2 separate regions of the Homo sapiens genome follow, and region 2 is linked to region 1. A link is a loop called in an ENCODE intact Hi-C map of the cell type or tissue named here. Cell type or tissue: mammary epithelial cell. All regions are shown on one strand. Each heading gives the region's core, and the rest is flanking DNA. Links, peaks and the distances in the headings are about the cores only.

What was found. Hi-C counts contacts between places; a loop is a spot of excess contacts. Peaks named below come from ENCODE experiments on the same cell type or tissue, not always from the same donor. Only the 100,000 strongest peaks of a DNase experiment are listed, where the experiment ranks them.
Region 2: it touches region 1 in a loop (4-fold over the local background); 4 of 110 quality-filtered maps call a loop at or near these places.

The regions. Positions count from the first base shown.
Region 1 is chr9:107,164,863-107,180,806 of GRCh38, forward strand. It overlaps the pseudogene LOC644661. Among named protein-coding and RNA genes, the nearest start is that of RAD23B, 110 kb to the right of the region's middle. In mammary epithelial cell, for the core only: a CTCF peak has its summit at 7,497 (motif pointing left); a DNase peak (open chromatin) is centred at 7,489.
Region 2 is chr9:106,279,523-106,295,466 of GRCh38, forward strand. The region is part of intron 3 of LOC107987108 (a long non-coding RNA gene); the gene reads left to right. Among named protein-coding and RNA genes, the nearest start is that of MIR8081, 310 kb to the right of the region's middle. In mammary epithelial cell, for the core only: CTCF peaks have their summits at 4,953 and 6,905; no DNase peak of the experiment used is centred there; H3K27ac peaks cover 324 bases.

The sequences.
Region 1 (15,944 bases), core at 3,065-11,064:
CTTTTGAGGTTTTGGGACTCAGACTGGCTTCCTTGCTCCTTAGCTCGTAGACAGCCTATTGTGGGACTTCACCTTGTGATCATGTGAGTCAATACTCCCTAACAAACTCCCCTTTATATATACATCTATCCTATTAGTTCTGTCCCTCTAGAGAACCCTGACTAATAAAATGGGCTAATAAATTGAAAGCAGTCCAACAATCATGACAAAAGAGTGTTGCTTGATGACTTCCTGAAGCTGGAGAGATTCTCTTTTTCCAGGTATCCAGTTCAACATTTGGCCAACGTTGTGCATGAGTTACAGAGAAGTGATGTAAACCAAATTGCATACAACAAAAAGTCAGAGGAAAAGCAAATACAACAGGTGTTTTTCCAACCTTCCAGAATGTTGAGTAAGAATGGATAAAATGTTGTGAGTAATGACAAATTCACTTTTTATTCATATTCCAAAAATCAAATACTAGACCAGGGTGCTCATGCTTAAAAACATTAAGAGCTCTAACCAAGTCAAGCCAGTAACTAGGAATACAGGCACATGCCACCACACCCAGCTAATTTTAAAAAACCTTTTGTAGAGAAGGGGTCTTGCTATGTTGCCCAAGCTGGTCTTAAACTTCTGGCCTTATGTGAACCTATAGTGTAATATGACTACTGAAAAAAAAGTGTGTCTCATGAGCATGGTGTTGCAAACTCAGGAAGTAATTGACCTATTGTGTTCAGCTCCAAGCAGACAATATCTGGAATGTATGGGACCACATTTGAAGAGGAACGTTGGCCAATTGCAAGATAACCTTGAATGAGCAATCAAAATAAAGAAGGGTGAAAATATCAACAATGGAACACATACAGCACCATTTATTTCAAAATTGTAGAGGAAGCCTCAGATGAATCTGTGTTACATCATTATACTAAAGGCCAATTTTCTTCAACATCAGTAAAAAGCAATCATTTGAAAGACAGATAATATGAAGAGTCACTTTGGCTGGCTTAAACTTAGCACCTTGCTCTTGCCTGTAACTCATTGCAATTGCTTCTTCCTTTGGGTAAATAGTCATTCAGTTATTTTTTTTTTAATTTAACTGAAAATGTAAAAAAAAAAAAATCAACCCTGTTGTCAATCAGACTGTAATAAATAATGTTTCTACGCAAACAGAGTCAAAGCCACATTAGAGATAAAAAGTTACCTCTGGGAGATTACTATTATTACTTTTTTTACCAACGACATCCCAGTCCCATTTTGTTCTTCCTGCTTCCTCAACAAGAATTTCTCAGATACCAAGTTGCTGAATTGTCCTCACATTCTAATAACATCTAATACAAAACTGGCTCTTGTTTCTCTAGTTTTTCCCTTACAGTCACCTAGCCTAAACCCAAATCCTTCAATAAGCCCCTCCAATGCCCTCTTGTTGAGAAACCACGTGCTCTTCCTTACTGCAGCAAGATCAATAAACCTACACGTGTTTGACTATAGGTGTGTTCCTCGCAGTCTTTGACTAGTAGGCTTCAATACATCAAATATTTATTGAGCATCTACTATGTGCTAGGTACTGTACTAGGTGATGAGAGAAAGTAAGGAGTTGATTACAGATAAGAAAATGGAGGAATCTGGGACAATTCCAGAGCAACTGATGACAAGAATGGAAAAAAGAAATGAGGAACTAACCCTCATTTCTTGAGCCAACTGTGTACAGGGCAACTAGCCTTCCCTTATCTCCCACTGCAGGTCCCCGCTGGGTAGACACAGACTCTGTACCAAGTGGCACAGAATAGGGGTAGACAGCAGCCCCAGGTGGGAACTGTCTTTTAGACTAGGAGCCCTTGACTTGTGTGGCCTTTATCGAAAAATGATGAGTTAGGCCTATTATATTCCTACGTAGGATGTTGAGCTAAAATTCACATAGGCCAGTTCCAGCTGACAATGAAGTCAAACCGACTACGAAGCATTACCCATCTGTAGAGGGAACTGGGTGGCCATTGTGAACTATCTGCAACTGAAGGAGGAGAAAACAGATCAGCGGACAGTTGAGACTAGAGGTCATGTGCAGAGAGCATCAGAGATGTCTTAAGTGAGGTCATGAAGCCCTCAAGAGATAGAGCAGCCTTTTTGTGCAATGATATTCCCATTCACATATGCATGGGGCCCGAATGAACTTGGGTTCCTGTCTTGAGTCTCATGTGGCCTGTCTTCACAGTTGGTACCCCTTTTGTTGAACTAGCTCTTATTGCCACATTAAGAGCCCTAACCAACTCAGGAAAGAACAAGAGATCTTTTCTTTTTTGGGGGCAGGGTCTCACTCTGTCACCCAGGCTGGAGTTCAGTGGTATAATCATGGCACACTGCACCCTTGAATTCCTGGGCTCAAGTGGCCCTCCCACCTCAGCCTCTCAAGTAGCTAGGACTACAGGCACACGCCACCACACTCAGCTAATTTTTAAACATTTTGTAGAAAAGTGGTCTTGCTATGTTGCCCAGGCTGGTCTCAAACTTCTGGCCTCAAGCAAACCTCCCCTCTCAGTTTCCCAAAGTGCTGGGATTACAGGTGTGAGCCACCACACCCAGCTGAGATTTTTAAACATTACAAGACTAGTAATCTAAAAAAAATAAAGGAGAATGAAGGGAAGTAGAGTTCATACAGCACCCTCTGAGTTTAGCATGGAACCATCCAGGGACCGGAATAGATGATGAAGGCAGGAAGAGGTTGATGGTGGAACTAGTGTCATACTAGATGGTATCAAGCCTCGTTGCTGCCATTGTCTTGCTTTTCAAGATGTAGCTTGGGAGTCAGCTCTCTGGGGAAGCCTTCCCTTGCGTCCTCCAGTCTGACATGAGAACTTTCTTCCCATGTTCTGACAACACCTTGGTTTACCACCTCAAAGCCCTTACCACTCTGCGTTCTGATTACTAAAATTATTTCTGTCTGAATGTCCTCTAGCCCAGTGGTTCTGAACTGGGGGCAAGTTTGCCCCCTCAAGGGCTACTTCACAATGTCTGGAGGCATTTTGCTTGTCATAACTGGGTGAGGGGAGTTAGTGCTGATAACCATCTAACAGGACACAGGACAGCCCTCAACAGCAAAGAATTACCTAGCCAAACATGTTAATAGTGCTGAGTTTGAGAAACCTTGCTCTAGGTCAGCACTATTACTTTTGGTGACGATAGAAATGTTCTGTTATGTGTGCTGTCCAATACAGTAGCTGCTGACTGCCTGCAGCTACCATGCACTTCACAAGTGCAGATGAGGAGCTTTTTCTTTTTTTGAGACAGGGTCTCACTCTGTTGCCCAGGCTTGGAGTGCAGGGGTACGATCCCAGCCCCACTGCAGCCTCGACCTCCCAGGCTCAAGCGATCCTCCCAACTCAGCCTCCCAAGTAGCTGGGACTACAGGCACGTGCCACCATGCTTGACGTATTTTATTTTTATTTTTTGTAGAGATGGGGTCTCCCTGTGTAGCCCAGGCTCGTCTCAAACTTCTGGGCTCAAATAATCCTCCTGCCTCAGCCTCCCAGAGTGCTTTAATTTTTTTTATTTGTATTTAAGTTTAACTACAGTCATGTGTCACTTAACAATGACAACACATTATGAGAAATGCATCATTAGGTGATTTTTGTCATTGTGAGACCATCCTAGACTGTACTTAAACCTTGATAGTATAGCCTACTACACACTTAGACTATGCAGTGTAGCCTATCGCTACCAGGATACAAATCTGAGCAGCATATTACTGTACTGAACACTGTGAGCAACTGTAACACAATGGTAAGCATTTGTGCATCTGAACATATCTCAACCTAGAAAGGTACAGTAAAAATACAGTATCATCATCTTATGGAACCACTATCATATATGTGGTCCTTAACTGACGAAAACATCATTATGTGGAGTCTGACTGTCATTTGAATTTTTTTTTTTTTTTTCTGAAACAAGGTCTCGCTCTGTCACCCAGGCTGAAGTGCAGTGGCTTGATCTCGGCTCACTACAACCTCCACCTCCTGGGTTCAAGCAATTCTCCTACCTCAGCCTCCTGAGTAGCTGGGATTACAGGCACCTGCCACCATGCCTGGCTAAGTTTTGTATTTTTAGTAGAGACGAGGTTTCATCATGTTGGCCAGGCTGGTCTCAAACTCCTGACCTCAGGTGATCTGCCCGCCTCAGCCTCCCAAAGTGCTGGGATTACAGGCGTGAGCCACCACGCTTGGCCTTGTAATTTGAATTTAAATGAGCACTTGTGGCTAGTGGCTACAGTGCAGCTCAAGCCTCTCCTTTCTACTACTCCCAGAGGCCACTCCTGTCTCTCCGCAGCACTTGCTATAGCTACATTTTTACACTTGTGTGAGCATTTGATCGTTTATCCCCCTCAGTAGATTGGAAGTTTTCTGTGGGCAGGAAACATGCTAACTTGTTCACCTCTCTATTTTGTTTTTTGTTTTTTTCTTTTTTTCCGGGGGGTGGACTTTAGTCTTTATTTACAGGACACTGCGAGATATAAAATTCCACAAAGAAATAAGAAACCCATTCAGAGGACAAGCTTTATACGGTATTTACAGGTTGGAACTGTTCAAGTATAGTTTCAGTGTAAAAAGTGCTACAATACCAAACCATATTTAAAAAGAGTTCTTTGTAGAGAAACAGTACTTATACAAACATAGTAGAGAAACAAACTTATACCAAACATAGTACACAACAAATTTATGCCTCAGCTATGTGATCTACAAGTTAAAAGTTCCCAGGAGTCCCATCCTGAACTTGGAAGGTATAGCCTTCAGAGGTAGTTTCTGGCACCATGTTTTCATCTTCCTCTTCCTCTACAGAGAAATACTTAATTAAGCTTAACAAAGCCTTATACACACTCATTTTCATGATTTTGGAGAGCTTCAATTTTGTCTAAGCCTCCACATTCTTCAATCATTATACTAAGTTTCTCAGTTTCACCTAGTTTCTCAGCAGCCTGAAAGATACTTGAAATGGCATCCAGGATAACCAGAATAACCTTGGTATCTTTACAGTTAAGAAGTTCATCAATGGTTCTATTATGCCACAATGAATGAGCTACACAATCTGTTCAACTGTTTCGCCACTGGTATAGTTGGTCACGGCCCATACAGCTTCCTTTTGTGTCTTAAGATCTGACTTAGAACATTGGCAAGGAATAGGACTAATCCATGATTCACAACTTGCTGTATCTGGTCCTGACGGCCAGCTGTGATGTTTGACATTGTCCACATAGCTTCCTTCCAAGTGTTAGTTTTGGGGTCGGTGAGCAGGCTGGGAAAGACAGCAAGTGCCTCTGCATCGATCACAACCTGAGTCTGTTCACCTGTACCAGTGACAATATTCCCTATGGCTCTTAGTGCAGGAGTCACAATTGGCAATTCAGAAGCTCCTAGAAGCTTCACAAGTTGGGGCACAACTCCTGTTTCCATGACAATGTCAATTCATTCATTTGGACCATCAGTCAGGTAGGAAATAGCCCAGCAGGCATCTGCTAATAGTTCTGGATCATCATGATGCAGGAGCCGAACTCAGATAGGAAGAATTTCCTCAACAGCATCTAACCGGGGTGCAGGATTCTTGTTGCAGCAAAGATTTGAAAGTGTCCAGGTAAGATTACATAAGTAACCACATGCTAAAGATGACATATCAGGAACTGCAAGAAGAGCCAACAGTGGGTCAACGGCACTGTACTTAGTAATCAAGTCTCGGAAAACTGAGCTATATCACCTGCAATGTTTCCTGGAGCCGATACAACTTGTTCACTGATGTGAGCATGGGGAGATGCCAACAGAGAAATGAATGCTAGGATGGCACCTCCATCTACCACAACCTTGGCTTGTTCTGATTCCCAGAAGCAATGTTAGTGAGCATCCAGGCAGATTCAAACTGAATGGGACTACAATCAGTTCTGCCTAAGAAAGACACAAATTTTGGAATCAAACCAGCCCAGATTAAGTTGTCTTTGTGGGGCGGGGGGTGGTGGGGGGCGGGGGCGGGGCTGTTTTCCTCTAGAAAGTAGTTTCCTGGCAGCTTGAGTAGCTTGGAGCTAACTTTCCACATTGTTGCTATTTATGCCTTTGACAATGTCATCAACACACTAATTTACAGTGCCCTGATTGTTGTGGTTTTTCTGCAGCGGACAAGTAGCATCATCAGGAAATGAGCTTACATTTCTCCTCTTCAGCATCTGGTCATTCTTAGCTTTCCCCAGCTCCACATTGACTTCTATTCTGTGACACCTCATTTCTGTACTGTCTTTTCCCTTGTTCTTGAATCTGTTAAGTCGGGCAGCTGGCTTCACCTTTCTATTTCAGATGCCTAGTACAGGGCCTAGTACTAGATAGGTTCTCAGTATACATGTGTGAAATGAAAGCATAGCCAAAGGATGAATGGCAAGCCAGGGAGTATGTTAGTGAGAGTTCTCCAGAGAAACAGAAGAAATGGGATATTTTACATATACATATATGCACATAATATACGTATTTTATATATACTATACATATTTATATATATTACACACACACACACACACAAAGGGATTTATTTTAAGGAATTGGCCATGTGATTGTAGAGGCCGAGAAACCTCCAGATCTGCGGGGTGAGTTACCAAACTAGCAATGCGAGAGAGCTGATGGTGAGCTTCTAGGGGGAAGACTGACAGGCTTGGGACCCAGACAGAGCCATTGTGCAGTTTGAAGAAAGTACTTAGGTAGGAAGAAGTCTCTTTTACTTGGAGGAAGGAGAGCCTTTTGTTCTATTCAGGCCTTCAACTGATTGGATGAGGTCCATCCACATTAGGGAGGGCCACATCTGCTTGACTGAGTCTACAGATTTAAATGCTAATCTCATCCAAAAACACACTCTGAATAATGCTTGACAAAAGCACCCTGAATAATGTTTGACCAAATATCTGGGCACACCACGGCCCAGACAAGTTGACACAAAACTGACCATCACAGGGGGTGACAATTTTTCTTGCTGAGTTTGTGTTTAGGTAAAACTTTACTATAATTAGGCAAATAGTTTAAAGTTTTTTTTTCAAAGGACTTAGGGACCCTAAATTTGGGTGGGCTTAGCCCTGATCTCTTTCCCTGAAAGAGACAGGAAGGAGCAAAGAAACAGTGTAAATCTATCAACCCTGGTTCAGCCCGTGGTGTTCCTCATGGGACACTGAATTCCACAGTGGCTGCTGGGGTGATGGGCTGCCATGACCTACTCAGGTATAAAGTGGGAGTGAGAAGATCACCAGGGGCTGGGGACCATGTCCTTAAAATTCTGGACCATGAAACTCTTGGTCCCTGGTCATTTCTAGATATGGTCATTGCTAACCCTCAAATTGTTGTTTTGCATAAAAGCGAATGTGTTTTCATAAACAAGAGGGTTTGCTATTTCAAAAACTCAAAGACTCTGCCCTTCTAGCTCAGAAAGCTACCATCCTAAGTCCACCTCTGATGCTCATGCTCTTTATGCATGAGACCAAAGGACTGTGGCACACTCCTGCCACCTGGTGGCAACATATGAAAAGTCATGCAAAGGCTTAACCCTGAGGTTCTGATTTGGCCAAAACACAAGACAGAAAGAGCATGCTTGGAGACTTGCATTAGTGCAACAAAATTATAAGTTAATAGGACCATAAACCTGGAAAGAAAAGTAGTGATTACTGAGTTCAACTATCTCAGTTTCCAGATGAGGAAACTAAGGTTTAAAAATACTTTGTGACTCACTTAAAGATATTTCAGAGCCATGGCCTCATCTTCTCCCATCAAGTGCAATTTCTCCTTTAATCCACCTCTTTAAAAAATTTCCATACTTAGGGCAACTGAAGGCTTGATTAATTGGCAGAATGGTGAGCAATTAAATACAATTGTAAAATAAACCAAAGGGACTAATTTCTATTACGACTCCTGTTTTGTAATGAGCAAAGGTCTTTGTACATACACTTGCTCAGAAGTGACAGTTCTGCCAGAGATGGTTTGCAATGAACTTGCTCTTTCAGTTTGAACAGAGATAGACGTGCATCAGCAAAACCAAGTAAGTGATCACTCCTCTCTATAGGAATAGGATATCACCTTTTCATTTTCATGGATCAAATATGGACTAAATGTTGCTATGTTTTGCTAGCCGCTGTGCTAAGTGCTGGGAATACAATGAGGAGAAAACCAGAAGAGGTTTTTGCTTTCATGGAGCTCACAGTCTGATAGGGAAGACAGATGAGTTAAAATGCAACTACAGTTATGCATCACATAAGGACATTTGAGTCAGTGAGGGACTACGTATACAACAATGGTCCCATAAGATGATAATGGAGCTGAAAAAATCCTATCTAGTGATGGCATAGCTGTTGTAATGTCATTACACAAACGTTTGTGGTGATGTTGCTGTAAACAAATCTACCGTGCTGCCAGTCATATAAAAATGTACAGTAGCCGGGCGCCCTGGCTCACGCCTATAATCCCAGCACATTGGGAGGCCAAGGTGGGTGGATCCCTTGAGGCCAGAAGTTCGAGACCAGCCTGGCCAACATGGTGAAACCCCATCTCTACTAAAAATACAAAAATTTTCCAGGAGTGGTGGTGTACACCTGTAGTCCCGGCTACTCAGGAGGCTGAGGCACAAGAATCGCTTGAACCCGAGGGGGCAAAAATTGCAGTGAGCCGAGATTGTGCCACTGCACCGCAGCCTGGGCAACAGAGTGAGACTCTGTCTCAATAACAACAACAACAAAAGTATGGTAATATCCTAGGCTTTCACACTCACTCACCACTGACTCACCCAGAGTTGCAACTTCCAGTCCTGCAAACTTTATTTGTGGTAAGTTCCCTATACAGCTATACCATTTTTTATTTTTTATACCACATTTTTACTATACCTTTTCTATGCTTAGATAAGTTAGATGCATACATACTTACCATTGTGTTACAGTTACCTACAGTGTTCAGTACAGTAACATGCTATACAGGTTTGCAGCCTAGGAGCACTAGGCTAAACCATGTAGCCTAGGTGTATAGTAGGCTGTATCGTCTAGGTTTGTGTAAGTACACTCTAGGAAGTTTGCACAACAATGAAATCACATAATGACACATTTCTCAGAACGTGTCCCTGTGGTAAAACTATGCATGACTGTGCTGTGCAAGGTGGTAATGAAAACACTGTATGTGGGACTAGGGATAAGAGTTGAGCTAGGACTGGAGAAGACAGCTGTCAACAGAAACAGAATCAACCATAGTCCCTGGTACTAGACAGGGAGCAGTGTCTGATGGAGCCAAATTCCAAATGTGGTTGATTGTTCAGAAGTGACAATTCTGCCAGAGATGGTTTGCAATGAACTTGCACTTTCAATTTGAAACAGAGATGGATGTGCATCAGCAAAATCAAGGAAGTGATCACTCCTCTCTACAGGAATAGGATATCACCTTTTCATTTTCATGGGCCCAATATGGACTAAATATTGCTATGTTTTGCTAGCTGCTGTGTAAGGTGCTGGTGCAGACCAGCCAAGTATACAATGGCTGCACTGCCAGACTGGAGAGTCCAGTGGGAGTTGGCATCAAGAAGACCCATACAGCCCATTAGGCTGCTTGGCTATGGGGGGCTGGCCCCTGGCATGCCACGTGCTGGGTGTGGTAGTCACCAGAAATAGACAGAGGGGCAGAAGGAGGCAGTAGCAGAGGCTGGACCGCTGAGTCCCTGCTTGGGAAGCCCCACAGCCTGGCTGAGGAAGACAGTGTTCATGTACACCCTGCTTCTGTCGGGATTGGCCCAGGGACTTGCGCTAGGCTGAGCCAGCAGGGAGTGGGGCTGCCGGCACAGGCAGCCTCTGTGGTGAGGGCACCAGCAGGGCCCAGATGGAAACTCTGACCGTGGTGTTAATTCATTCCTCTGTGGTTTTCTGTTCAGGCAAATACCAGTCTCTTGTGGGTTTGTTTAGCTTAAAGCTATTGGCTGTTGGGGCTAAGGCTCTACATCCTTGATTTCCAAGTCCCTGATTGGCCAAGTTTAAAGGAAGGGATGATCAAGTTGTTGGCTACTGGGAAGGACATAAAGCTTCGGAGAGCAGTTGAGGAAACCCTACTAATTTCCCCCCGACCTGAGGTACAACCCGGCCTGGAAATGCATTCTGTCCTGCTCATAATACAACACAAGCGTGTGAGGTTTCAGGGTAGGCAGTGAGCCTGTGTCCTCTCACATGTCTAATGCAACATCTTCTTGGGGAGAATATTGACTCTTCCAAGTGGAAAGCTGGCCTGGAGCCTCCTAGGAAAGGTGGCAGATGGAGCTTGGTTGATTCATGATACCATAGCGTCTTGTCCGTTTGTTGGATTGAGTATCCCCTGAAGAACTTTCCACACCCAAACCTGCCCTGGGACATTCAGTTCAACCCTCTGCAGTGAACTTTGGCCCAAATAGCAAGAGATTTGCTTCCACCAGGGCTTGGCCACAGACCAGCCGTGTGACTCTGAGATAATTCTCACTCTGTGACTCAATTTCCTCAGCTACTCTTGAGATAATTTTCAACACCGAAAAGAACAACTATTGCTGTAGCCAGAAATAAAAACTAGATATTAGTTATGCTAGATATTAAATGCCATCCAAGAGACAGTAAATTTAAGGGCCCCAAAGTGGTTTCAGGTCTCTGAGAGGAATTTACTCCCCAGCTTTGGAGAAGAAGCTAAGTGCTGTCCTTCTATTTCTGTCCTGCATTCAAAAAGTCATAAATAGTTAACTGTGTGAGTCCTTTTTTAAAACCTCCCAGAAGCATCTAAAAATAGCCTCTGGGGGCTCAATGCATATTTCCTCAGGTCCTCCTCTTAATCTTTCAGTATAGGTGGTGACGATTTATTGTTACTGTCACCTATGGATTTACAGAAACAAAAGCAGCTAGGCTGGAAGGCAAAGAGAGGAAGCTTTTCGTGTGGGAAGGGTCTCTTGGGAAGTGGAACCTAGCATCAATACAGGGATGAGACATGTCACCTCTCCTTTCCTTGGTTTCCCTGCTAGTAAAAGGGGAGAGAAGGAGAAGTCTGTCTCCCCAGGGTGCAGTAAGAATCTACCCTCAAGTAGGAAGCTTCAACAGACAAAGCAGAACCTGCCAACAGCCAAATGCTATTATGACAAGTCAAGTCCACACTCATTACATGCCTTTGCAGTGCATGTCACCCCTGCCGTTTCCTATCTCCAGGCCCAAGTGGGGCCCCTTCTGCCAGTTTTCCAGCCCAGTGGCATGACCGGAGGCTGACTGTCCATCATGAGCTTGATGGACAAGGGACAGGAACAGCCAAGCCCAGCTCAGCTACCTGCCTGTTCTTTTCAACCATGCCTCTGCTTCCCTTATGCTTAACAGCAGCATATAGCACCCCTCTCTGACTCTCAGCCATCTCCTTCAGGCAGGCATCCTTGCAAACAGACCATCAGCCCAGGGCGCTCCTATGGACTTAGAAGGAAGGATAGGGCAGGAACATTCCTGGCGGCCTCCGTGGCCTTGGTCCTCTCTCCTAACAATGCACAGTAATTAGCTGCATCTCGGGCCCCCTGACACCCCTTAACCTGGAAAATCAGGCAGACTTGTGCGACAGCAATCAGCTCCCAGACACATCCAGCCGTAATGTGATTACGCCATTTACCAAAATGCAAAGAGAGATACTTGAGGCGTTTCTGATTAGGGCTGACATTATCCCTCTAATGGGACACCGCATTAATCAAAGCTGTTGCTATGACTATGGCGATGGTGGGGAAATAACCCCAGCTTGATTCTGGGCCTACCCAATGCCGCCAAGGAAGAGGTCAGCTTTTGTTAGGGACATAGCAGAAGAATTGCTTCTTCCTGCTTAAGAAGGGCTTTCTATTGAAATCGCACCAGCAGCCAGAAAGACAGGCCTCTGTTTTCTTTCATTACACTGGGATTTTCTGGTGCCATTGCTCAAGATGACTCGATAGCATTGTTCTGGGAGGGACTGGGATGTGCGTGTGTTGGGGGTGGGGATATGGAGGCTGATTTGTGGGGCTGTCAGAGCCTTCTGCTCTCCAGAACTGTATCTTAATTGCTGGGTGGCCCCCTGGGAATCATGTAGGGCATGAGAACCTGGGGGCGGGGGAGAAGGATGATCTGTGGAAAAGCCCAGCTTTTCCCATGGCATAAACACTCTGGGCTTCTGCTGCTTTCTCCATTCCAGAGCCACTAAAGCATTTGGCAGAGACAAGCCTGCACCACACACCCTATGACAAGGCAGATGGAAAAACAGGCGGGAATGAAATGGATCTGAAAAGCCTGTGTGGAAAACCCCCTGGCCTCTACTCCGGGCTGTGGAGAACCCATGAACTACAGGGGAGGGCAGGGGGAGACCAGGTGATGGGGGCTGGGGATGGGGTCATCAGAACCCCATGATGGCTAGATAGAGGTAAACTGTTCCAAACACCCAAGGCAGCCTTCGCTCCGGTGCAGATACTGAAAGGGAAATAGAGGTCAGTGATGTGGCATAGCTCCTCCCCCCAGGACAGGGATAGAGCAGTGGAGAAGAATCAAGGAATCTGGTTCTAGTTCAAGTCCTTTCTGGAATTTTCTCTGAGCTTGGTTTTCCCATCATCAGAGTGGGGTCAATGAAATCTACTCTGCTGTCCTCATAGAGGTGTAAAGGTCGGTCAGACCACTTCCTCTGGGGGAAAGTGATTTGTGAACTCTGGAGCACAGATATTCAAACTTGGCTGCATTTGGGAGTCACCTGAAGAGGTTTTTGAAGTTCTGAAGCCGGGGCCCCAGCATCAGACGTTCTGGTTTCATTGGTCAGAGAGGCGGCAGGGTGTGGGGATTTTTCAAAGCTCCAGGGGATCCTCATGCACAGCCCAGGTTGAGAATCACTGCTCACAAGTGCTGTAGGGAGCCGTGCCCTGCCTTTGAGCCTCATTTCCTATATTTTTTAATGAGAATAAAAATTTTTTAAAGTAAAAGGCTTTCATGGGAATAAAAGGAAAAAAAAATGTATGTGAAAATGCATAAAGTCGTATATCCTGGATTCCTAATTAATGTTCAGTTCCCTCATTAGAGGCCATTGCCTCTGTTTCAGGGGAGTCTCGTCCCCAGGGTGAGACCCTGGACAGCACCTTCCCTCTTAGCTGTGTGACTGTGTTCAACTGACTGAATAACAGCAAGCATTTACAGCACCTGAAGCCTTTCACATGCTTGATCTCACTTAATTATAGCAATAACCTGGGGAGGCGGGCAGAGATCATTGTTACCACCCTGTGAAGCAACATCATAGGTGACTCAGGCAGTCAGTGGTGGAGCTGGGATTTTAGCCCAAATTTGTCTTGTTCCGAAACCGGAGTTCTTTCCATGACCTCCTTGGTTAGAACTGACCTGAGTCAATTTTGTCATTCACTATGTAGATGTAAGAGGTCTTGGGGCCGTAGGTCTCTGCATGTTGTAATGAAAGCAGGTGTCAGATAGAATTCTGCGATACAGACTTTCATTTATTAGCAAAGCAGGTGCAAAAACAGGCATGTGGCTTGCTCTGTGAGCTCAATGACATCCTGAATCATTGTCCTTTTAGGTGCCCCAGTAGATCCTCGCATGAAAGCTTCACTCAGGGCAGAGGTGACATTTTTCAGCACCACGATTCAGCTAACCTTGTCATTGAGTCATGAGAAAAAAATTAGCTGATAATCAGTCTAACAAACACAGAATCCATTGGAGTCATAAACTTATGGCACTGTTCCATTTAATAAACACAGGGAGACAAGTCAGAAGGCTACCAGAACATTCTAGCCCAGAGTTGACAAAGGCCTTTCCCAATGGCTATGGAGAGGTAGGAAAGGGGTAGGATCATTCACTGAGTCAACCAAATATGTTGAGCACTGTACTAGTTTCCTATAACAAAGTACCAAAATGAAGTACCACAAAATCGGTGGCTTACAACAGAAATTTATTTTCTTATTCTGGAGGCTAGAAGTCTGAAATTAAGATGTCAGAAGGGCCATGCTCCCTCTGACACCTCTAGGGAAGGATCCTTTCTTGCCTCTCTCCTGGCTTCCTGGTTTCTGGTGGGTGCAGCAATCCTTCGTGTTCCTTGACTCATTAATCTCCCTCTCTGCCATCACATCACATGGCTTTCTCCCTGTGTATGTCTGCACCTCTGCATCCTTTCGTCTTCTAATAAGGACATCAGTCATATTGGATTTAGGGCCTGTTCTAATTCAATATGATCTTAACTAATTATATCTTCGAAACCCTATTTTCAAATAAGGTCACATTCTGAGGTTATGCATAGACATAAGTTTGGGGCGACATTATTCAACCCAGTACGGGCACCTACATTACGCCAAGTGCTGTGAAGAAAGAAGGTAAAGGTGAATAAGCATTTTTCTGCACTTAGGTTGCTCAGCCCCCAGAGAGGGAGACAAGCAGGTTGGTGCCTATTCTGAGAGCAGTAAACACACGTTGCTGGTACAGAGCAGATGAAGCATCTCACCCCAAATTAACAGGGTCATGGAAGCAACCACTGAGCTGAATTCTGAAGGCCTGGCAGGAGGTAGCCAAGGCAAGGAGGTCAGAAAGGCAACAGAGACAGAGGGAGGGACATGTAGGTCCAAGGGTCTGGTTGTAGAGGGAGCAGGATGAGTGCATTGAGGCAAGAATGTGGGGTCTGAGATGGACAAGTGGTGATGTGTGAAGCCAAACTGTTAGGCAAGGGCAGGTCAGGAAGCATCTCATGTGCCTGTCTAAGAATTTTTTCTGTGGACCACAGGGAGCCATTGGCATAGTTTAAGCAAGGGAATATTGTAGTCATATTTGCATGTTAGAATAATCACTCTGAAGCAATGAAAAGGGTAAATTGGAAAGGTTAAGAATGTAAATGGGAAATCTCAGTAAAAGGCAATAAATAATAAGGTCCTGGCGTATGGCCACAACCATGAGGATGGGGAGAAGGGAATTGATTTAATATTTATTCAATACGAGGGAATCAGTGGATAAATCAAATGGTGGGCATGGAAAAGGAGTCAGTAATAACATCCAAGGTGCTTTGCTGTAGGTTTTTTTAAGCTCAGGTCCTGAGGTCATCCCTGAGCTATTTGGAAGTGATCAGGACAGAATGCTGGAGAACTTCAACATTTCTGAAGCAGGAGGAGAAAAACCAGCTAGTAAATAATTCAGAGAAAAAAATAGTCAAGTGACAGGAGAAATGGAATTATACATGGGGAGCATTAAGCAGAGAGCCACTGGGACCTAGGCGGAATTAGCACCCAAGTAACAATGTTAGCCCAACGAGGTGAGTCCCAGGGAAGGAAGAACTCTGGGAAGCTCAGAGACCCAGAAAGAAGGCAGAGTAGGGACAAAGACCACATAACTTTATATTAGGCAACTTTCCCAACTTGGTATTAAGCCTGGATGTCACCAAGAGCAGTGGGGTCCAGTTCATTTAACAGGGGTTACCAACTGTCAGGTTTGCCCAAGTCTGTTCCAGTTGAACCCTGAGAGCCTAACATCCTGAGAAACCTTTCTGTCCTGGGAAAACCAGGACATTTGGTCACCCTGATTAGGAAACACTTCCTGAGCATCTGCTACATGCCACGTGCTATATTGGATGATATCAAGATTAACAGTGCACAGAGCAGGCTCTTGTGCAGCCCACAGCCTGGTGGAGAGAAATAATGGTTTATAAGCTCCTAAAACCTATAGAAGAGTAGGTTGAGATTCCTCTCCTTCACTGCCAAGGGCAAGTTAAAGGAAAATGGTTTGAATATAACTTAGGCCAGGTATGAAAAAATGCTCTCTTAGCAAAATAAGGCTGTGGTGCATGTTCATAAGTGTATGTTAATAGGAGAAATATTAATTTCTTGTATCAAATTGAGAAGGGCAGAAGTTATGCTTATTCTGTTTTTTTTTTTCTATAATAAAAGAAATGTGAGTTTTCAAGATAGTTTTGTTAAAAGGATAAAAAATTTCTCTTGTAAAGTTAAGT
Region 2 (15,944 bases), core at 3,100-11,099, 890 kb before region 1:
TGGAGGTAAGTGGTCAGATAAACACATAAACTTACTGTGTGGATTAAAGATTGTTTTCTCTCCCTATGAACAAGGCCCATTATTGTAGCATGGAAAAGAAAAGACTGAAGGGAAATACAAATGTTGTCATGAAATACAGGAAGGGCTATCATGTTTCAAAGGGCCAGCAGAGCTAGGACTAGTAGATCAATGTAATAAAAGGTTGGATTTTGATTCCAAAAGAAAAAGCAATTCTCTCACTATTAGATCATTCTAACAATGAGATGAGATTCTTGTCACTGCAAGTGATGAGCACCATCTGGAAGAGCAGTCTTGAGGTATCTGACACAGAGTTTGGGCACTGGATGGAACATTGTCCCAAGTGCTACATGAAGCTCTGCCCAACTCGGAGTGTTCTTACTATACCACCTTTAACCTCCTTAAATCTGTTCTTACCAACCAAATTGATTACATCAGACCATGGTCTAACCAGGCATACCAAAACATCTTAAAAGGTAAGTTCATTGTTTGAGGGTCATTTTTCAGTTTTTTAGAGTAATCTATATCTAATATCCTGCTGACATTGAGGAACTCATGAAGAACTTATCCAAATAAAAGGAACCTAGAGTTAAAGGCAGATATTTCTGATTGAACTCAATATGTCTGTAAATAAACTCATTAGTGATATACCTTTCACACTTTTTTTTAATCCTGCAACTTTACTGAATTTGGGTTTATCAGTTATAATAGTTTTTTTGATGGAATCTTCAGGGATTTCTATATGTAAGATTATATTATCAGCAAACAGATACAATTCACTTCTTCCTTTCACATTTGGATGTTTTATTTTTTTCTCTTGCCTAATTGCTCTGACTAGGACTTCTGGTACTATGTTGAATAGAAGTGGTAAGAGTGGCATCCTTATCTTGTTCCTGATCTTAGAGGAAAAGCCTTCAGTTTTTCACCATTGAGTATGATGTTAGCTGTGGGCTTGTAATATATGTCATTTGTTTGGTTGAGGAACATTCCCTCTATACTTAATTTATTGTGAGTTTTTATCATGAAAAGGTGTTGAATTTTGTCAGATGCTTTTTATACATCTACTGAGATGATCATATGGTTTTTCTTCTTCGTTCTGTGAATATGGAAATCACCTGTATTGATTTGTATATTGAACCATCCTTGCATCTCAGGGATAAATCCCACTTGGTCGTGGTGAATGATCATTTTAATGTACTGTTGACCATGGTTTGCTAGTATTTTGCTGATAATTTTTGTATCTATGTTCTTCAGGGATATTGGCCTATAATTTTCTTTTTTGGTAGTCTCTTTGTCTGGCTTTAGTGTCAGAGTAATGCAGCCATCATAAAATGAGTTTAGAAGTATTCCCTTCTCTTTAATTTTTTGGAAGAGTTTGAGAAGGATTGATATTAGTTCTTTAAATATTTGATAAGGGCTCAAGCCATCAGGTCCTGGGCTTTTTCTTGATGGAATACTTTAAGTTACTGACTTAATTCCCTTGCTAGTCATTGATCTGTTTAGATTTCTGATTTCTTCATGATTCAGTCTTAGTAAACTATATGTTTCAAAGAATTTACTCATCAGTTTTAGATTGCCCAATTTGTTTGTGTATAACTGCTTATGGTAACCTCTCATGATCCTTTGTATTTCTATATTATCAGTTATAAGTCTCCTCTTTCATTTTTGATATTATTTGTCATGTATCATTTTTCTTAGTGTAATTAAGGGTTTGTCAATTTTATCTTTTAAGAAAACCAATTCTTAATTTCATTGATTTTGTGTGTCATTTTTATAGTCTTTATATTTTCATTTTTTCTCTTTGTTATAACATTCTTATTTTTTGAATTGTAAATTGACAAATTATAGTTGTTTATAAAATGATAGGGTACAAAGTGATATTATGATACACTTCTAATTTTGTTCCCAGACATTCTGATTCAAAATTTGAAGGTAAGTTTTGAGCCCTCCTTCATGGAGATCTACCATGTAAAACCAGTAACCACAACCTATCTAGTCTTCCTTTGAAATGCTTTTACATCTACCTTGTCTTTTCCAGCTTGGCCCAGTGAAAGGATGTAGACATTAGGACCACATTCTCCTTGTTTCAAACCTCAGTTCTAACCCTTTCCACCTAAATGACCTTGGGCAGTTATTTAACTCATGAGCCTCTGTTGGTACATCTATAAAATGGGCTCATTCATAGGGCTGTTGTAGTGATTACACAAAAGAATGTATGTAATTCACCTAGCATAGGGCTGTGTATGTAATATCTGTTCAATAAATATTAGTTTTCTTTCTTCGCCCTTACCTTCTCTAGAAGTTTCTCTGATTATATTAGTCCAGAATGTTGATATTGTTCATCTGGCAATAAATTACAGATTATCTTGAAGTATTTCATAGAAGCATTTTTTTTTTTTTTTTTTTGAGATGGAGTCTTGCTCTGTGGCCGAGGCTGGAGTGCAGTGGCATGATCTCGGCTCACTGCAAGCTCCGCCTCCCAGGTTCATGCCATTCTCCTGCCTCAGCCTCCAGAGTAGCTGGGACTACCGGTGTGTGCCGTCATGTCTGGCTAATTTTTTGTATTTTTAGTAGAGACGGGGTTTCACCATGTTAGCCAGGATGGTCTCAATCTCCTGACCTTGTGATCTGCCCACCTCTGCCTCCCAAACTGCTGGGATTACAGGTGTGAGCCACCACACCTGGCCCAGAAGCATTTTTATTATTACTTAGCTTGCAGTGTTACTAAACTATAAGCCCTGTTTATTCATTTATTAATTCAGTCATTTACTTAATATCCATTTATTTAAAAGAGACAAAGCTTAAGTCACTGATTGACATTGTAAATGTGTATACGGGAATTATATTCTTAAGGGGTGTTCTTCCTGGTACCAGGCACATATGCTCATATATATCAAAGGAAAGACTGAATGAATGAATATTTTAAGTATCACAAATTAATGCTATGACTCAAGGTAAGATGGATAGAAGGAATGAAAGTTTGGAAAGAAAGGAGATCAATGAAGTGATAGTCACAAAAGACTGGGATAAAACAAATTTCTGGAGTAAAGAAATGACTATATAGAGAGAGATAACCAAGGAGATAATTTAGGTAGAACATATAGATTTTGGACAGGGTAGTGATTCTAGAGGTTGATTCATCAGAAATTATCAGTGGTTATCAGGAAGTTAGAAAGAAAGGAACAGTCAAATATAAAATCAGTATTTTTAATGTTAGTGGACTTATGGTCCTCATATGCCCTGAAATGACAAATGAGGATTTTGGGGAGGGAAGATTAATTAAATTCTAAATGTTTTTGGTTTTAGGTGGTGCTGGGACATTCAAAAGAAGTGTTAGTGAAAAATATGGGACAAGATCCCAGGAGAGCAGTAAAAGATGTAGGAAGAATTTATCCTAGAAAGACAATGTGAAGAAAGAAATTTCAGTTAGAAAGAATAAACAGGCAAAAGCCTAAAGGTTCAAAGAGCCAGCACCCTTTAGCTTTCTCTATGTAGGATGATAAAAGGAATGCAGAGTGTGCAGGGGGAAGGGTAGGAGCTGAGGCAAGAACTGTAAGATAGGGCTGGTCATAAAGGACCACTTATGCAAGGCAAAGGATTCTGGAATATGACTTGTAGTTGATGGAAAGCCATTCAACATGCACATGGGCTGATCATCACATCAGGGAATGTAGGAGGGAAGAAATCTAGAAGTTGAATTGGGAAGTAGATCACACAAGCCCCAAGATTTGAGTTGAAATCCTCATTTTCAAATGAGCTTTTCTATATTCTGATATTGAAATTCCACAAGTGCTTCCCTATTATTAGACCCAATTAAGTGTTCTGCTCTGAATAAAAATCCTTTTTTCTTCTTCTTCCTCTCCTATTCTTCCTTCACCTTCTTCTTGTAAGAGAGAAAATGGAATAAGGTAACTTTTCTTACTCAAAACACCTCAACAAACTCTAACTCTGGATTCTGAAGGAGGGGAGTCATTTTTCAAAGTCATCTGGGGAGATTCTACATGAGATGTTGTCAACAGAGGAAAGCCACCCCCTTACCCCTTACTGCTCTTGAGTATCAGTCGGTGAGATAGTGGAGGATTTCTGCGACAAGAGACAGTTATGGATTTCTCTTCAGATAAGAGTTCTCTGGCACAAATTCTGGAGTTCCTGTTTCCTAGGGACACCTCCTCCTTGGTTGTGGTTGCACCTGATCTAATGATTCTATAATGAGCAGCAGCATGACATTGCCATCTTATATCTCTGACCCGAATGTGAATGTGTTACCAACAGAAAGGAAACTCAGGAAATGAAAACAGAAAGGATTCTATTATCAGGCCAACATGCCCACTGTTGCAGTGCTATGAACGCCTTATTGACATTCCTATTCACGTCCAACCCCAGCGTAATTAATCACTGGTGCATTTGCTATCCCAGGCTACAAAGATATGTCTTGAAGCCTTTTCAAGTTTCTTCCAAGCTTCTTGCCTTGGCATTTTCCCAAGCTGCTTCTTGAAGAACAGCAAGCTGGTATTTGGAGCATATGGCGATGGTCTGTTTGTGTGTTCATTAAATCAAGATACCAATGAAAAGAAAGCAGAAAGCTTTCTGTCCTTTAAATGAAATTGTCAACCCAGATATCTGCTGCCTCTCCCAAGTCCTGGCCTGAAATGCCTGGCAAGTGGGGCTGTGTTATAATGACAAATTAATTCATATCAGACTTTGATCATGGCCTGAAAAGTTTTCTGACATCAATTTTCAGTAGTTGCCTTTAGAAAATCAGAATACACTTAGGTGCCTCCAATTTTTAACAACAAAAGCAAAGACATCTTGCCCTATTTGGAGTGTCAACCTCTAACATGAGGACGAGAGGATAAATTTTAGGATTGTCGCAGCTATGTGGAAAAGGAAGGTGATGCTGGTGCATGGTCAAAACCCATCAGGAGGGGGCTCTCTTGCTGATGGGAGGCCTATGCACAAAGAGTGCTGTAGCTGCCTCTCTCTCCTTCATTTTCCCTTCTCTTTCCTTCTGCCATGTAACATGTCAAAAGCAAATGAAAATTGAGAGGATTCGGCTGAAAATAGAATTGAATTCTATTAGTCAGCCTAATAATGAAGGTGCATTTGGAAATACAGTGCAGTATAGCTAATGTTTACCACTTGACTACTCGTGCCCCAGGCTCAAAATGCATAATGATGCAAATTAAAACCCAGCAAATGGAGAAGCTGGAATCTCAAAGATAACCATACCTAACACAGGGTATGACAGAACATCTGCTCTTTAATTAATCTTACGTAAAGACTGAAGCACTGCATAAGGTGCACAGTGTTTATGACAACTGTTTTTTTTGTGGTTAACATGCTCCTGGACTCCCTCATGTAATTGTTGCAGCTTTGTAACTCACACAAAGCCCAGCTGAACAACCCCCATCAGCCAGAAAGGAAAATATGTGCAGGAAGGGTACTGAGATGAGAATATGAAGATTTCAGGATATAAATCAGGCCAGTCCCCAGTTGCAATGTTCATTCCTTACTTGTGGGGTTGGACTGGGTGGTGGAAACTTAATCTGAGTATTTTATGTTTTAATATGGGAAATTAACTGTGTATGTGTTTGCATACACACATATGTATAAAATATATTTATATATTATATTTTATACTTTATAAAGAGCTCAAAGAGCTTGAACATATAGTACAGTGATTACAATTATAGGCTTTGGGGCCAGCCTGGTCTGTTAGAATATTGGTTCTTCTGTTTCCTAAATCTGAAATATTGAGTAAGTCACTTAACCTCCCTTTGCCTCAGTTTCCTCATCTGTGTAAAAGGCCTAATAATAATTCCATTACCATGTGCTAGGCCTAAATGTATTACTTCATTTACATGAATTAACTTATTTAATTTTCCCAATAACCCTATCTCATAGTGAATAAGCTAATATGTGTGAAACTGTCAAAACTATGAGTGATACATTTTTAAGTGTGCAATAAGTATTAGCTATAATAATTATCATGACTTTATAAGTCATCTAAAAATATATATTATTATTAAACACTGACTACTACTCTGTAAGAATGGGTCTGTTAGTTTTCCCCAACTTTATAGCTGTCAACCGAAGCTCAGAATGATTAATTCAGGTTCCCAAATCTACTCATTTGGAGAGTGACAAAACAAGGATTCTAGCCCCAGATCATCTGACTTTAAATTTTGTGCTTTAAGCTTTTCTTCTGAAATTGGAGTGATGGGTAATTGTAGAAATTGAGGGGGTAAAAAAGAGGAGAGCCATTTGAAATCCATTGTAATAATGTGTCTGTTCAAATCAGTCCTACCAAATCAAGCATGCTCAGCTGTAAAGAAAATGGAGGTGATCTCAGATGTCAAAACACTTCCCTGTGAATATTACTATTTTGGACACTGGCCATTTTAAAAATTTCAATATTCATTTTTTTCCTCAACTGCTATTTCGTATTCCTGTGGTATTTATTCACCAAACATGATGTTAAGATTATGAAAACGATGAGGAGTCAAGGTCTTAATTTTGCTCTGACACGGAATCTATTCCTATTTCATATACAGGTTGGCTGTTATTTTCTAGCAGATGCTTTCAGGTTGATGCATATAAAATTCACACACTGTGTAGAATTAAGTAGAGGGGGAAAGGGGAATAGGAAAAAAGGATGAAGGGAGAAGTGAGATGCTTATTTTTTTTTGACACCAAAATTGAATCTTTCAGTGTAAGGATTTCAAAGTACTGACAACCATTCTCCCATTTGCTGGGTGAGCTTCCTTTTGTGGTATTATTTCCCCATGGATATTGAGAGTCTTTCTGAGATGAGCACAAGAAGCTAATCACAAACAAACAAAGAGAAGATTGGTAATGCTGATTCCCAACCACCTTGTTCCTTCCACTGGAGGGGGCTCTCTCAACCCCTTCTCTGAGGATGTGAAAACAAACCAGATGGGTGTGCTATCTCCATCTTTTGGCCTTTAGCAGAGTCTCTGGAACAAAGCAGGGCAGCAGGGCTTCTTGAAGACTTGCTTGGAGAGAGAGAGAGAGGCTGGATGGAATCTTGAATAAAAATGATAGGTTATGCTTTAAGCTGAATAAAAATAAGCCATCTGAAGAATATATAGAAGTGGCATGCATGCTGCCTCTGGAAAGATTCATTTTTATTTGTCTATCTATGTATAAAGGAGGAAGATAGATAAATGGAAAGGGAAGTGCCGTTTCTGTAATGTTCACTCTGGTGAAGGGTTTGCAAACAGTATAAAAATAGTGGCTCTTCCAAAATGACGGCTTTACTTGAAGTTTATCCACCTCTCTCCCCCTTGCTCATACCCCTCACCAAAAAAAAAAAAAAAAAAAAAAAAAAAAAAAGAAATTCAAAGCTAGCATAGTCACTGTGGGGAAAAGACAGCGATCTTTTGTATGTTGTTATAATTAACCAGGCCCATTTCATCATCAGATTATAGAATGGGATGCAGTGTTAAAAAAAGAACTAAAGGAAGAAACCAGGAGAAGTGGCCATTTTAATTGCATGTTTATTCTCTCTTCGCTTTCCCAAATTGGTTTCGTTTCCTCTGAGTGGGGTTAGTGCCAGGGTATTCACATGAGCAGGGGCCAGGGTGGATTCCAACATTTACCAGCATTTGAATTACCTCCGGACGGTTTGGCGGCCTCTAAATTTATACCCTTGAAGGCACAGCAACAAGCCTTCATCTCCTATGGAAGAGACTTGAAAGCATGCCAGAACAGGACCTCGTCTTCCCTTCTTAGAGTCCTGGCACGTAGAATCACACAAGAAAACAAAAGGCATTTGTGAGGAGCCGTCCAGGAAGAAAGATTAACAATATAAACCGAGGGGGGAAAGAGAAAGAAAAGAAAAAGCCCTTTAAAATGGTTTTGTGCTTATTTTAATAGAACTTGCACAGTCCCTGAATATCCTCTAATCAAAACCAAATGCTTGTTGCTGTACAGCACTCTTTCTTTGTTCACCGGCAATGCCCACTCTGCTTTGCTTGGGGGGTGGGGCCGGGGCTGGCTGGCTTATCTTTCCACCAGGAATAAACAATGTTGTCCTCAAGGTTAGGGCATGTGGCTGATTCAGAAACCCTAGGGAAAACACCCATTGGCAGCTGGACCTTGTTCTTCAGTCACCCCAAATGCCTGATGAAAAACTTGAAGATTTTTTATGCCTTTTGATCCTGAAATTTGTCGAGGAACAGGAATAGAAAAAGGAGCTACTTCTTCCCAGCACCCCCATCTCTGTCTCTCCTTCGCTCTGTCAGTCCATCTGTGCATCTCTATCTGGGTGCTTTCGTCTTTCTTTCTCCACTCCTTTCCCCTCGCATCCTTTCTCTGGCTACCTCTGTCTCTCTGTCGGTCTTTGGTTCACTACAAAAAATCGGTCAGCGTCCGACTTGATTGGCTAATGTTGTCTGACCTTGACTTTATGTGGGTTGGAAGGATTTCAGCTTTGGTTTTTATCAGGATTAGCTTTTTATCTGCACAGAAGTACCTAAGCAAGTAACTCATCTCCTCATCTTTCACCTTAGACTTGCTGCTTTCTCCTCCAATTTCTCAAGCAACGTGCAGAAAATAAACAGTGATTGTGATGGTTACAGCAATAGGACTTTTACTACAGGGCAGAAGGGATGAAGCCACAATCTAGTCCCGGGCTCAGGAGCCATGTCTTTGGTTTATACCGGGTGATGTTATTAAGGGAGTTGGCAGCGTATTTTGTTTTTAACGCCAGCTAATTCTTTTCAAATGCTTACGGGGTGTCCAAGCATCCTGCAAGTGGGGAATGGGAAAGAAGAAACCCAAATACACAGGATCTGTACCTTTTCATGTCGCCCCAGCTCCTTGCAGCACAAATTGACTTCGTAAGATTGGCTCTGAAAATGAATACCCAGGACATCACTCTGTGTTACTTTCCTGTGAAATTACTTTTCTGAATGAAAATATTGAATTCCTTTGAAAGCAAGTAGTATAATATCTCTGGAAATGAAAATCCTGTGGAAATCACAAAGGAAAGAAGGCTGAAGGATATGAAAGCTTTATATCTCTAAATGTTAGTGAGGCCCTGGATTTTTTTTTTCCTTGACAGCAATCATAACTGCTCTTTCTAATGTTGATACACTGGGTGCTGGGATCTCCTAGATGCTTCTATTACAGATTTATGTTTTATCTACCATAAACAGCCAATATCATTATCTTAATTTACTACAGCATTTGTATGCAGTCGCTGCTTTTTGTAGTCTACTTGCTTAGGAAGTCTGACCTGCGGAATTTTCCTTGTCTCAAGGGGAACGTATTGACTTACTGCCAGGTGTCTAACCATCACAGACAGCGCCGCTGCTGAACTGACAGATGAACTGGGCAGACTCTTCTGAGGAGGCAGTGGCATGGAAGACAGTCTCCTCATACTGCGTCAGCTACCTGGTTGCTCACCATTGTCCCTCAGATCATCTTGAGAGGGACAACCTCCACCCTTCTTGTTACGTTGACAGGTTCACCAACTATAGAGGGAACTTCCTGCAAGTAAAAGTACTCTCTATAAAAATACGTTCCCCTTTCTATCTTCTCACTCACATAAGTTCCTCTAGGCTCCATGAGTTGATGGGCCTTACATTACATTTGGTGCCATTTATTCTTCTCTTTGTTTGTTTTGAGACGTAGTCTCACTATGTTGCCCAGGCTGGAGTAAAATGGCACGATCTTGGCTCACTGCAACCTCAGCCTCCTGGGTTCAAGTGATTCTCTTGCCTCAGCCTTTTGTTTGTTTTTTCTTAAAGAGCAAGGTGTCCATTGTCAACTGAATAAATTATAAAATGCCTCTTTCAACTTCTCCTCAGATCAGCAAAAAAACAGGCAAGAAAGAGAAGAACTAACATGAAGGGGAGGATATGGAAATCCAAGGCAACATGATTCCCAGGGAGTGTTACCTTTCTGTAAAGGAGATGGAGCCCTCTGTCCAGATGGAATGTCAGGACTGCTTGACAGCTGAGAGAGGCTGTGGATTAGATGGCTGTGGCACTGTCAGCCATGTTTGAGGAGTGTGGAGAGCCATGGCTGGCAGGTGGCCGAGCCAATAGCTTGACTTCCAAAAGCTTTACAACACTTGAAGAAGCTTTTGATTCTTACATAGGTAAATAAAAAAAGAAAATGTTTGAGCAATTAAAAAAGATATGGTGATCTTTGAGGGTTAGCTCACCATCCTTAAGAACAAATTAAGACCTATCACCTTCATTTCATCTTGTGAATAGAATCTTTGCCATTTATGAAATCCTATAGTTACAAGAGTAGTATATGTGAGCTAGGTGAAATCTATTTCTTACCTAGTAGTATGTTTCAGCTTTGTAAAATCTCAAAGATGAAAACAGGGCTTGACAGTTTTCTATTTGGTGGATGTATAATGGTTGGTACCCAATGAGTGTTGCAATAGCTCCTGGGGGGAGACTCCTGGGGACTCAGTAAACCTTAAGGGCCTTGGTCCTGCCCAGGCCAATAATTTTATCAGACTTAGGTAAATACTTTTTGTTAAGGATGCAGATGACATGAAACTGGAGGAAAGAATAAAGAATATGTTTTATGTCAAAATTAGGTATCGGCTTTTAGGGCAGTGAAAATACTCTGTATAGACACTACACTGATGTATACATATCACTATACATTTGTCCAAACCCATAGAATGTACAATAGCAAGCGTGAACCCAAATGTAAATTATGGACTTTCATTGATAATGGTAGGTTACCATAGGTTCATCAATTTTAACAAATGTGCCACTCTGGTGGGGATGTTGATAATAGGGGAGACTGTGCATGTGTGGGGACAAGGGTATGTGGGCAATCTCTGTACCTTCCTCCCAATTTTACTGTGAACGTAAAACTGCTCTAAAGAAATAAAGTCTTTACAAAAGAGGGAGCAAGACAGAGAAAAAAAAAAGATGATTTCCAGGGACTGGAGACAGGAGGGAATAGGAAGCTAGTGTTTAGTGGTATATAATTTCAGTTTGGGATGATGCAAAAGTTATGGTGATGGATGGTGGTAATGGGCACACTACAACGTGAATATACTTCATGCCATTGAACTGTATACTTAAAAATGGTTAAGGTGACAAATTTCATGTGATGCATATTTTACCACAATAGGAAAAAACACATGGTTCTTCAGTTGGCTGATAAACAACAATAACAAAAACGTAGGTATCAAAAAATATTAACAAACTGGATCGATGGAATTTAACATGGATAATGGGAAGTCTAATACTTCCCATTAGAATAGAAGTATGGCTTAATGTGAAACTTAAAACTTTATATGGAAAAAAGAGAAAATTTGGGTAAACCCAGTCAATGTGAGAAGTTCCTGATTATTCTGCTTCTGCTTCCACCAAAAGTTTCCTAGAGGACGATGTTCAGCACAAGTCCATCTCTTCAAATATGTGGTTAGTCATTCCTTTGGATCTCCCATACCTTCTTTTAAATTATTCTAAAAGATCTCATAATTATACCCTAAATTTATAGATATATCACTATATAATTTTATATATTCATGTGTTCCAGCAGATAATTAGTGCTCAAAAATATTTATCGATTAAATTGCAAAATTATTTAAGTTCCATTGTTTCTTTGTGTAGCCTATGCTGCCTTCATCATAGGCACTTTGGCCTGGGACGTGCCTTCTTTGTACCTTCATTTGCAGAAACCTTTCAATGTCCTAGTAAAATACAAATGAGAATTTATATCCTAAGTTGAACTTCTGATATTAATTGTTTTATAGTTAGTATCTTTAAAGCCATTTGGTCAGGGTGAGGCTTGTCATCAATTAATGTTTTTCAAGTGTATATATATGATTCCAATCTCCTATGTGTTGGAGATCAAAAACTCAAGTGTGAAGACATTCCTTGGTATAATTAGTGGCTAAAGTCTTTAAAACAGATGCCAGACAAAAATAAATACATCTTAAATAATTTTTCAATCAAGTAATGGCATGGAAGGAAGTTAGGGTATTTAGCCACTTTTGGAGGATATCACTGTCTGTATTTAATTTATAGTTACACAAAGTTAGACTTATTTGATAATTATATAGAGTGAGAGGTAGAGTGAACAGAGAAAGAATTATAGATGATAAATCAGCTTCTGCAATGTGGCCACAGGGTTGATGGCTATGGGTTATACTTAATCTTAAAATTTTCTTTCTATGCTTAAATAAATTGAAAATAGTTAACAGTGAAGTGAGTGCCATCATTAATCTGTGTAGCTATAGAATCATAAGCAATTAATATAAAGAGAGAAAATTTCAATGCAGAACAACACAAAAACAGCACAAATGCATTTCATTTACAAGGCATTAGAGAAACTACGGGGGTAAAGGATAGATACTGGACATTGTCATTCCCTGGCAGTTAAGGCTCCCAGACTGTGGGGGACCACCTACCGTGGTACTTGCCTCACATTTCATTGCATCACCACATTATTTCACTAAAAGGTCTAAGTAAAATTATGTGGTATTTCAAATATGTAAAACACAAATGTACATAAACCAAGAACAGCCTGTATATGCCTTGTAAAAACAGTTGGACATCCATGGGATATTTATCTTCATTTTTCCAGGCTTGAGGTGTAATGTGTGTTATAGTAAATTGATATCTTAAGATTTTTAGTCTAAACTTAGAACATCATCTTCCTGGTATTGTCATAAACCATCAGTGTACATAGAATCCTAGTATTGACACCAAAGTTATTTCTCTTCAAATTACTCTTAACCAATTAGTAGCAAAGAAATTATTTACTAGACAATGTGTCTTGAGTTAGGTTAGAAAATGGTAAACATTTCATCCCTCCCTTCCTCCTTTGCTTCCTCCCTTCTTTCCTTTCTTTCTTCCCTTCTACCTACTGTGGTGGGTGCTAAGATCCTGGTGAAAAAGAAGAGACATGTAAAGCATTTATCAGAACACAATATGATCAGTGCTATCTTAAAGGCATGTAGGGATTTCAAGGTGGCCCTAAGTTGGGGTGGGTGGGTGTGGTCACAAAGGATTTTCTGAAAGAAGTAGTGACTAGGTTGAGTCTTGAAGCTAGTTTGTTATTTTCAGAATTTGAATGAAATTCAAGCCATAGAAGAATTTTTCTAAGAAGAAAACCTAGGCATTACCATTCAGGACATAGGCATGGGCAAGGACTTCATGTCTAAAACACCAAAAGCAACGGCAACAAAAGCCAAAATTGACAAATGGGATCTAATTAAACTAAAGAGCTTCTGCACAGCAAAAGAAACTACCATCAGAGTGAACTTTTGAGTCTTTTAAGAATGGAGAGGGCTAAGATTGTATCTTGTGGCAAAGTTGTATTATCCCCTCTTGCTCTCTATCAACTTTGCTTTCTATTAGAAGTAAATTTGAAAAATCCAAAAGTGAGTTGAGCTGGTTGTTAAACTCAATTATTAAAAAAAGAAAAGCCAGGATCTTCTCATGCAGACTATTGGGAAAATAAATGACGGGGGAAAAAATTTCTAATGGTGCAGTGGGTGTAACTGTCTCTTGGTGGAGTAAGCTATATTTTCTGTCCTGCAGAGAAGGAGGTGGCGTGGAGGATGGCCTAATTTCAGATACTTGAAAAACTTTGCCTGTAGCCATGTAGCTATGTCCTATTCACAGTATGAGAGGAATTCTGGGACGGTAGATTACACTCCAGATGGGGAAGGAATATCAACTGAATTATTAATATCATCTGTATATTACAATGAAAATAGACAAGGATCTGAATTTGAAGCATTAATTGAGAGTCTTCCTCAACTTACTTTGGTAGAGGAGTAGAAAGACCTGGTCAAGGTGGGCAGAGAGAGATGTTCGAAAGATAATGGGACATCAGTCTGACTCACCACTTAATTAATAGCATGGCCTTTTGTTGCCTATTAAACCTCTAGGAGTTTCCTCATCAGCGCAGTGTTGTAGGGAGGAGCAACATGTTTGTAATGGATTAACCCTAAGAGCCTATCCAATTTTAAATTTTTAATTGAGTAGCCAAAAGACAATTCAATTTGGTTCCTACATACCCATTGGATACTTTTACAAACTCTTTCATATATATGAATATAAACATACATACCTAGAAATGACGTAGAAGGTATATTGTACCCTACAGCTAATACAGATTCACTAATTCTCAGTCTTACATCCATGAAACTCAAACATCTAATTTCAATCTTCTTGCCTAAATGTATCTTCAATTACTCACCTTCTAGTATATCCCAACTCAGTAAACTCTCACAATTCTCTGAAAATGTCAAGCATATTGTTGTCCCCACCCCTTAACTTGTGCTTTCAGAAAGTTCTACAGCTCAGAGATCTCTGTATTCAAATCCAGTCCATCCTTCAAGGTCCGTCATAAAAGAACTCACGAGCCACGTATCTGATTGCCTCCTCCTGGAAGCTGAGCGCGATCTTGGCTCCCCAGAAGTCTGCTCCTGTCTTGTAGTACTTGCCCACTTGCTACATTGTGTTAGGTTTGTTTGTCTAAATCTCTGTTTTGTTATTTAAGAGGAACTGGATCCTATTAATGCCTTTGCTCCCAGAGCTTAGCAGAGTTCGTGGAATGTGATGGGCAATCAGTTTATGCCAGTGGAATAGAATGAGGGGAAAACTGGTATTTTACAATGCATGCTCATACAGAGTGAAAGCCTAAGCTCTTTCATCAGTGCAAGGCTTTACATGGTCCTCCTCACTCTGCTCCAATCACACGGCCTGCTTTCTGCTCCTGGAACAGTTCCAAGTCTCTTCCTATCTTAGGGCATTTGACTCAGTTGTTTTCCACCTAGAGTGCTCTTCTCCAGCCAACATCATGTCCCATTCCCTCACTTCCATCAGATCTCTGCTCAGCAAAGCCTTCCCTAAAGCTTTCTCTATTTAAAGTGACAGTTTTACAGAACTCCTGATCCCTTACCTGTCTCATTTTTCTCCATAGCATTCATAACCATCTGACATACTAAGTATTCTTTTGTTTGCTAGCCATTTGTTTCCTCCAGCAGAATGGAAGCTACAGAAAAGCAGGGTCTTTGTTCAAGGTTTTATCTCTAGTGTCTAGAACCATGCCTGGTGCATAGTAAGTTTTGCATGTCTTCGTTCAATATCTGCTTATTCTCTTAATGTGTCTGGGCTTCTCTAGACTCACAGCAGCTTGTAATCAATGTTACTGTCTTGTTTCCAGGCCCTGATCTCTAGTGAAAAATCCAGTCTCTCCTCCATATTATAGATCTCAGCTTAAGAACCTCTGATCTAGTAGAAGTGGAAGGTCTGAACTGGAGTGGTATTCATAGAATTAATGATCTATATTAAAGGAAGGGGGAGGGATAAATAACTAAAGAAAAAAATAAAGGTATGTGTTCTTTTTTCTACAGAGGATCTCATAATCGGAAATAGATTTAAATGAAGCCCCATGCTTTTGTATTTATAATAAATTTTAGCTTAAAAGAGGGTTAATGGTCTGTGTTTAGCTTGGACACATGACTGAAATGAGATTCAAGTACATATGGAAGATTTAGTAAGTAGTTTCCATGAACAAAGCATGTTAAGAACTTTGTAGCTTTATGGGTTCTAAATAAGTTTAGGCTAATGATACAGTTCATATTTATTCTTTGATAAGAGAGCCTTCAAATTTTATCTTGATATTATGAATTTAATATATATATATTAAATTTTATCTAGATTGCATGACAATACCTGGTCTGTTTCTGTTAGAATTACCCTTATCTGAACTCAAATACATAGTGAGTTGAAAGCACCAGGCCCCAGCTTCTGTTCCAGCTGATTTTATGTGAATTGTTCTTTTTGTTTGTTTGTTTGGGTTTTTTTGATAAAAATATTAAATAGGCTACATTCCTGGTCAAATGGGTCATCCCTAGCCCTTGGGTAGTCATATTGTCAAACATGAATGAACAAGGTTTTGAA